Linked DNA regions of Homo sapiens: region 2 is linked to region 1. The links are chromatin loops, found by intact Hi-C in ENCODE. Cell type or tissue: PC-3. All regions are shown on one strand.

Region 1 (4,000 bases):
TTTACTTCCTAAACAATTATTCTCTTCATTCTTACTGTTACCCTAGTTTGGGCCTTAACATCTGTAGCTATTATGGTTCAAATCATGTCCATTTCTCCATATTTTCCTCAAACTTACCCTCCCCTCTGTAGCCAGAATGTTCTTCCTACAGCCCAGGCGTAAGCCACGCCACTCCCCTCCCCCTACCCAGGAGAACCGTGAGCTTCTGTGCAAGATGAGAGGCCCACATGGCCTTCCCATCCTCCCTGCATCATCTTCCCATCCTCCCTGCATCTTTCCCATCCTCCCTGCATCCTTCCCATCCTCCCTGCATCCTTCCCATCCTCCCTGCATCCTTCCCATCCTCCCTGCATCCTTCCCATCCTCCCTGCATCATCTTCCCGCCCCGCCTCCCTAGAGGGAAGAGCTCCAGTGACTGCTCCTAAGCTCACCCGCCCCACTGGCCCTTTCTCATCTCCCTGCCTGGCCTGGGGCTGTGTCCCTGGGGGATGGAGGAGTTTTCCTGTGCTAGCTCACTCCACCCAACACCCAGACCCCGAGGCTCAGCCTCCAGCCTGGCCCGGGCCCCACCTCCTCAGGGCACACTTCTTGGCCCCCCTGGTTGGTTGGGGTGAGTGAAGCCCCAGGGCCCCAGCCCTAATCCCTGGAGGAATCTCTATCCCCTTACTCTCCTTCTGTCTCGATGTCCATTTCCCTCAATAGATTCGGACTGGACCTAGCCTTTCTAGACTGGGGCCCCACAAGACCTAGCTCAGCCAGTGTTTGCCAGATAAAAGGATGAATGACTATGAGGTTCCTTCCAGCTCTGAGCGTGTTTGTCCTTTGTTGACTTTAGAAATCGTTAAAACTTTAAACTTGAAAGAAAGTAGGAGAGAAGTAAAGAAGGAGGAAGAATGAAGCCTGCACCGGAACCCATGCTCTGTAATTCTCAGCACTTCTCTCAGAGAGCTCCATTCTAAGCGGAGTGTGGTGAACACAGCTCCTCCTCTAGGGGTGGTCAGGGGCCAAGGTAGACCCTGCTGAGGGCTAAAAACAGTGAACTAAGAATCAAGTTCCCCTACTGGCCTTCCCATACAGCTTCAGGAAACAGGTTCGATTATCTTGGCATCTATTTCCCAGGTATAAAACAGAAGTCACATTTCCATTTTGCGATTTATTGAGCAGATACTTCCCATAGGTATGTGGCTGCATATCCAATATGTCAGAAAGCAAAACACAAAAAACATTAAAAATAAGAAAGCAGAACTGCAGATTTATTCTAGCAGTGGAGCAAAGATAAATTTCTGGCTCTTGAAAAATTGAGCTTGTCATCAGACAAAATAGTTGGGTCTGAATAAATAAATGTTTATGCAACAAAATATAGCAAAAGATGTATTAAAGGAAAACAACAGAATTGAGAAAAATATATCACCAATCTAACTGCAAATGATTAAAATTGGTAGAAATGTATAATGTGCAGGTCTAGATGCCTTTCCAGGAAGTGAGCAAAGGATGAGTTCAACTGGTTTGCTCAGGAGCCATTGTCACAGCCCAAGGGAGCCACAGTGTGGCCTAGAGTGAGCCCAGCTTCAGTAATAATTCAGAGTCCACACACCCAACTTGCTTGATGAGCCTGTGCCTCTCCCTTCTTATGGAAAATGGATATTTATATGGTTTGGCTGTGTCCCCACCCAAATCTCATCTTCAATTTCCACGTGTTGTGGGAGGGACCCAGTGGTAATTGAATCATGGGGGCGGGGCTTTCTCGTGCTGTTCTTGTGATAGTGAATAAGTCTCACGAGATCTGATGGCTTTAAAAAGAGCAGTTCCCCTGCACAAGCTCTCTCTCTTTGCCTGCTGCCATCCATGTTGAGATGTGACTTGCTCCTCCTTGCCTTCTGCCATGATTGTGAGGCTTCCCCAGTCACGTCGAACTGTAAGTCCAATTAAGCCTGTTTCCTTTGTAAATTGCCCAGTCTGAGGCATGACTTTATCAGCAGTGTGAAAACAGACTAATATAGATATGATTACATCCACTTTGCAGGATTCTCATGAGGACAAATTAGAGCACCTGTCACTATAGCCAGCACTCAAGAAATGGGATTATCATCAGAGGGAAAAATGCACAGCCTCACCAGCTATTAAACATATGGAAATGATGACAATTTAAAGGTAACATGACTTATCTATTAAAGTAAAAAAAGTCTGGTTCACAAAAAGACTTGAACAAAAATATTAGTAGCAGTTTTATCTATTTATCTATAATTTCCAAATACTGGAAAGAGCCCAAATGTCCATTGGGGATAAACAAATTGTGGTATATCCATGCAATGAAATACGTCTCAGCAATAGAAAGAGCCACCCACTGGTACATGCAATAACACGGATGAATTGCAAAATCACCATGCTGGTAAAAGAGGCCTTATGCAAAAGATTTCACACTTTATGCTTTATAATTTCTCTCTCTCTCTCTCTCTTTTTTTTTTATACAGGGTCTTGCCTTGTTGCCCAGGCTGGAGTGCAGTGGTGCAATCACAGCTCACTGCAGCCTCAACCTCTCGGGCTCAAGTGATCCTCCCGCTTCAGCTTCCCAAGTAGCTGGGAGTACAAATGCATGCCACCATGCCAGGCTAATGTTTTTGTAGAGACAGGGTCTCATTATGTTGCCTAGGCTGGTCTCGAACTCCTAGGTGCAAGCAATCCCTCCTGTCTTGGCCTCCCAAAGTGCCAGGATTTTAGGTGTGAGCTACCATGCCCGGTCATATGATTCGATTTGTATGAAATTCTGGAGTAGAAGAAACTAAACTTTGGTAGAAAAAATTAAAATAGTAATTCCTGGAGCCCAGAAATTCTGATTCCAAATTCTGACTGTATCTATTGCAGAAGCATATCATACACAAATATATCTACATAATACTTTCCAATCATCCCTCTTAAACATTTTCTGTAAAACACACCTAAATCCCTTTTGGTTATATTACTTTGGGATTCTGTTTTGTGTGACTGCTTCAAGATCTTAATTTCTTCTTCCTACTTTTCATTCTCCTTTCTGTACTGTTCAGTACTGCCTTGTCCCAAGGAAGGAGGAAATCTTTGCTGGGGACTTCCATGTCCTAGGCCCTGCATCAGGTCTTTGCCTTGTGTTCTCCCATTTCATCTTCACAATGGCCCTGTGGAGCAAGTAGTATTTTTCTCATTTTATAAACGTAGAAACTGAGACTCAGCTTACTGGCATAGCTTGACCATTGTGATATAAGAGGTGGTTTTTCTTAGAGAATAAAGCATTCTTTTAGGCTTTATCTCTTAGACTAAGACCATTTTGAATCCATCTGAGTGAAAACCTTTTATTACAGTAAAAATGGCAAACTCTTTCATTCTCTTAGAGAAGAATTGGTCACTTACATGGTCTCGGTTCTGAGAAAGTAAGATGCTAACAGTCTCGATAAAGGGCTAATCTTAATTAATTGATTTTTTTCTGTTTTAATCCCACAGCTTATAAATAACATTAGCGGTGGCTTGGATTTATTGTTGTGGCCTCCGGAAGAACTTGGGCACAGTGTAACTTCCTGGGGCCCGAGGTTGTTAATCGGTGAATTGTTCATGAAGGACAGTGCTCACTGTGAAGGTGGGTGTCCTGGGATGCTCTGCCTGGCCCGCGGGAGACAAGGCTATGGTCTGACATCCCTCAGCCTGTCCTCATTGTCCTGGCTCTGAGAAGAAGCTACAAAACACAGTAGAAGAAAAAGAAAACAGTCTTTTAAAGACTTGTAATGAGTTGTTAATGATAAAAGTAACACATGCCAACTGGAAAAATGTGAATTTTTTATCTCAGCCAAAAGTATAAAGATACTTCGATTTCTTTAAAAACTTATGGAAATCTGTTGTTGTATGCATAGATTGTTGAATACATCTCTGCTTATTTAAACTCCTGAAAGTCTTATCAATGAGGTCAAAAGGCAGGAACAGGTTGTTTGTTGTTGTTGGTTATTTGTCTTTTTGAGACAGGGTTTTGCTCTGTCAC
Region 2 (4,000 bases), 110 kb before region 1:
TGATAATAGATTCTACATTTTTATTAAAATTTAAGGCCTATTGAACAAATACTATGGCTACCTAAATTCCAATACCTCTGGAATTCTCAGTAAAAATTAAGCAACCCAGGAGTCTAAGGCAAAGTATTTTGCTTCTTTTCCTTCCCTGGCCTCAGCCTAACCACAAAACACTTCCTCCTTTCTGCTACCTTGCCCTGCAAGGTGCATTCTTACATTCCATGCAGACCCATAATTTCTATCATCTCATAAATTCCACACTTACCTAGTAAAAAGTTAATTGTTTTTCTTACACTAAAGTCCTTTTCTTCCTCGGACATCAAACAACTGCTTTTATAATTTCCCAATTTTTCAAAACATTGTTAATTAGCACATACCAAATTAACATACTAACAAGTTATATTTTTACACTTTTCATTTCCTGATTTGTCTTTTTCCTGTTGAATCACACTATGTGATTATAACAAATTCATAAGATTTCTCTCAACTTGGAATAAATGATTTACATTATAAAAATTTTTATTTTGCTCAACTTTAAAATAATGGATAAATGACTTTAGTCATCCAATTTTACAAAATTGAGTTTTTAGTTATTCCAACAGCTTCATCAACAAGAAAGTCAACTCTAAGGTGCTTCAAAGAACAACTTATTATCACTATGAAAAGTTAAGGCTTGTGTGGTATTAATCCAATATTTTAAAGCCTTGCTCAAAGAGAAAACAACTCAAACTACAGTCATGTGTCACTTAATGATGAGGCTATGTTCTGAAAAATGCATCATTAGGCAATTTTGTTGCTGTGTGGACACCATAGTGTACTTACACAAACCTAGATGGCATAGTCTGCTACACACCTAGACCAGATGGTACAGCCTAGGAGGGTGAGTGACCAGCGTGTGAATGCAAAGGTCCAGGACTTTACCGTACACCACTGTAGACTTCATAAATACTCTACATTTACGCTACACTGAATTTATAAAATATATTTTCCTTTCTTCAATAATAAATTAACCTTGGCTTACTGTAACTTTTTTACTTTATTAAGTTTTTAATTCTTTTATAATAACAGCGTAAAACATACTGTACAGTTGTATAAAAATATTCTTCCTTTATATCCTTATTCTATCGGCTTTTTTCTATTAAAATTTTTTTAATTTAAAAAACGATTAAAAACTAAGACACAAACACACACACTAGCCTAGGCCCACACAGGGTCAGGATCATTAACATCACTGTCTTCCACCTCCACAGCCTGTCCCACTGAAAGGTCTTCAGGGGCAATAACATGCACGGAGCTGTCATGTCCTACAATAACAATGCCTTCTGGAATATTTCCTGAAGGCCCTGCCTCAGGCTGTTCCACAGTTAATTTTTTTTTTAAATAAATAGGAGTATACTCTAAAACAACAATAAAAAGTATAGTAAATACATAAACCAGTGATGCACTTAGGATTATCAAATATTACGTACTGTACCTAATTGTGTAGTATACACAATGTGCTAGACTTTTATAGGACTGGCAGCACAGTAGGTTTGGACTGGCAGCACATTAGGTTTGTTTACACTGGCATCACCACAAACACATGAGTAATGCGTGGTGCTACGACATGACAATGACTACAGCTTTACTAGGCAATAGGAATTGTTCAGCTCCATCATAATCTTACGAGACCACCAGCAGACATGTGGTCTGATGACCAAAATGTCACTATGCAGTGCACGACTGTGCTATACAAAGTCAGGGCTACACATGGCTGTACAAATTTAGAGTAGTCCCAAGGTACCAACTTAAGACCTTTAGCTAATAAAGAAGGATGTCAAAAATTTTAAGTCCTGTCACTTTCCCTTGATTCTCCTGCTTACTTCAGTACTGAAAAGAACTTTCTCTGGATGCTTAAATGCGTTCATTAATAGCAAATCACTTTAAAAAGTTATAAGCATTATATAAATGAATAGGTATTATTAGCATAGTCAAGAAAATATTTCAGCATAGCAGGGACGGGTAGGGCTATGGCAGACATGGAGCGGGAGGGAAAGAAAGATGGGGGAGAGAAAAAGGGAACGTGAACATGTGCCCATCTCTCTGAAAGAAATGTAAATATATAAACCTATCTCCCTTGCTCCTCATCAGCAAAGAACTTTTCAACAGACACCCACCCTGCATTTGCTGATATACTGGAAGTAGCCTATTTAAGGCAGGAGTGTGATATGCTAAAAGGTCATACACTGCACACCAGTGTGGAAATGTCAGCAAGAATCCTCCGCGGGGCCGGGAGGATGAAAAACCCTAAATTCTGGTCAATTTATTAATAAAGAGAGAAGAATATTTTCTTCGAATACACGATTAATTTCACTACCATACTTTATTAGCAAGACACCCATTAGAACTCTTGTTCAAGACAGGTGGGGGATAGGTACTTTACTATTAACCAGAAGTTATGACCGCGATGTGGAATTTCAACAGAAGCCACAATTGTTTAACACTCCTTCGACATACTTAAGGCGATTTTATTTAAAACAGTAAAGCACAAAGCAGCTAGTATCCTAATGTCAGGTTTCCAGCTTGCTGCTATGGAAAGCCGTCTGGACAAGAAGGAATCCCGTATTGAAGTGAAATCCCTGAAGACTAAATGACAGCAGCACCTTCAAGTTCAAGACAGTGAACCAGTATCCCGTGTGAAGTCCAAACACTTCCAGGTTAAGTACACTTGAAATAACTGTAAGCAAAATTTCCAAAGTTAACTACCTTTAGCCTGGGGCTAGAGCAATCACCTAACTATACACCCCCGCCCCCCAGCCCCCGCCTCATTAACAACTTCCCTAAATCTCACTGTCACAACAAAATACTTCCAAACTTTCTTTTCTCAGTAAAAATGGCGCTGCTTTTCCCATCACAATGCTGTTTATTTCTCAGTAATCGTTAGGCCCTTTAAACCATCAAACTCGATTGGCCTCATTTAAATACCACCCTTCCCTAGACACTGTCAAGAGCTTTTCTGAGGGCTGGGCAAGGAGGTAAAGTGGCTGCATCAATCTACAAGGTTGCCACTTTGTCAGCAAGAATCCTGGGATTAACTCCGACTTTTCTTCATAACCTGTCTGCCTTCCCACAAACTGTTGCCTCTGTCTCTCTTAAGCCACAATCCAACGCAAACTGTCCCCAAAGTGCAGTAGCGCTTAAGCCTCTCCGGGCCCCTAGCACCCATCGACGCCGTCTCTAAGGCACCCAGCACACCCAGACCCATGCATCAGCCTCTCCGGGGGTCGCTCAGAGGCGCGCGCGGGGCAGGCAGCACCACGCCAGGCTCCCCAAAGCGCAGCCTTCCGCACCCTTTCCACAACCCGGTCCATGCGCACCGGGGGCTGCTCCGGGACCCGACCACCGGATCCGAGCGCCGCTGCCGCGAAGGGCAGGGACCGCATGCACACCCGCACGCCCATACGACCACCCTCCCCGGGGGCTGTCGCCGGCAACAACGCCCGGCCCACCTCCCGCTCGGCCCGGGGATGGCGGGCTGGGGGCGCACCCAGGAGGGAGGGGGCTCTGGGACAATAACCGGCTTGTTGCCCCCTCCCTTCCAGGGAGCGGCGGGTAGGGGGGCACCGGGCGCCCGGCCCCAGCCCCCACCCTCCTCCCGGGCCCCCGGTCGGGTGGCACCGCGGCGGGGAGGGGCGGCGAGGGCGCGACGCCCGGCGCCAGGGCGCCTCGGGGTACCTGGTCGATGGGCAGCTGCACGGCGTTGCTGAGGGGCTGCAGCAGGGTGGAGCCCGTGGTGCTGGTGGTGGCCATGGCCGGGCCTCGGCGCTCCGGCCGCCCGCGCCGCTCGCCCGCTCGCGCTGTGCCGGGCGACGACGAGGATGGGGATGCAGCGGCGCGCCCGCCCCTGGGCCGCCCGCGGTCGGAGCTCTGCGCGGGGAAGGCCGGGGAGGGGCCGGGGGCGGTGCCCGGCTCGCACCTCCCCCTCCGCCGCCACCTCCTCCCGCGCCCGCCGCCCCCGACCGCC

The links. Peaks named below come from ENCODE experiments on the same cell type or tissue, not always from the same donor. Only the 100,000 strongest peaks of a DNase experiment are listed, where the experiment ranks them.
Region 2: a loop joins it to region 1, with 5 times the contacts of the local background. A loop is called at or near these places in 9 of 110 quality-filtered maps.

What each region holds. Positions count from the first base shown.
Region 1 is chr2:9,113,102-9,117,101 of GRCh38, forward strand. LOC105373416 (a long non-coding RNA gene) reads left to right here. Exons shown (of 3, transcript XR_922772.4): 2 at 2,024-2,151; 3 at 3,472-4,000. LOC105373415 (a long non-coding RNA gene) reads right to left here. Exons shown (of 4, transcript XR_922770.1): 3 at 3,598-3,700; 4 at 2,665-3,149. Among named protein-coding and RNA genes, the nearest start is that of ASAP2, 92 kb to the right of the region's middle. In PC-3, a CTCF peak has its summit at 1,548; no DNase peak of the experiment used is centred here; H3K27ac peaks cover 1,580 bases.
Region 2 is chr2:8,999,829-9,003,828 of GRCh38, forward strand. It overlaps MBOAT2 (membrane bound glycerophospholipid O-acyltransferase 2), which reads right to left and starts at 3,856. Exons shown (of 13, transcript NM_138799.4): 1 at 3,712-3,856. The coding sequence starts at 3,786. RefSeq lists an enhancer at 2,513-3,167 and silencers at 2,932-3,226, 3,770-4,000. In PC-3, no CTCF peak of the experiment used is centred here; a DNase peak (open chromatin) is centred at 1,583; H3K4me3 peaks cover 3,805 bases; H3K27ac peaks cover 3,447 bases.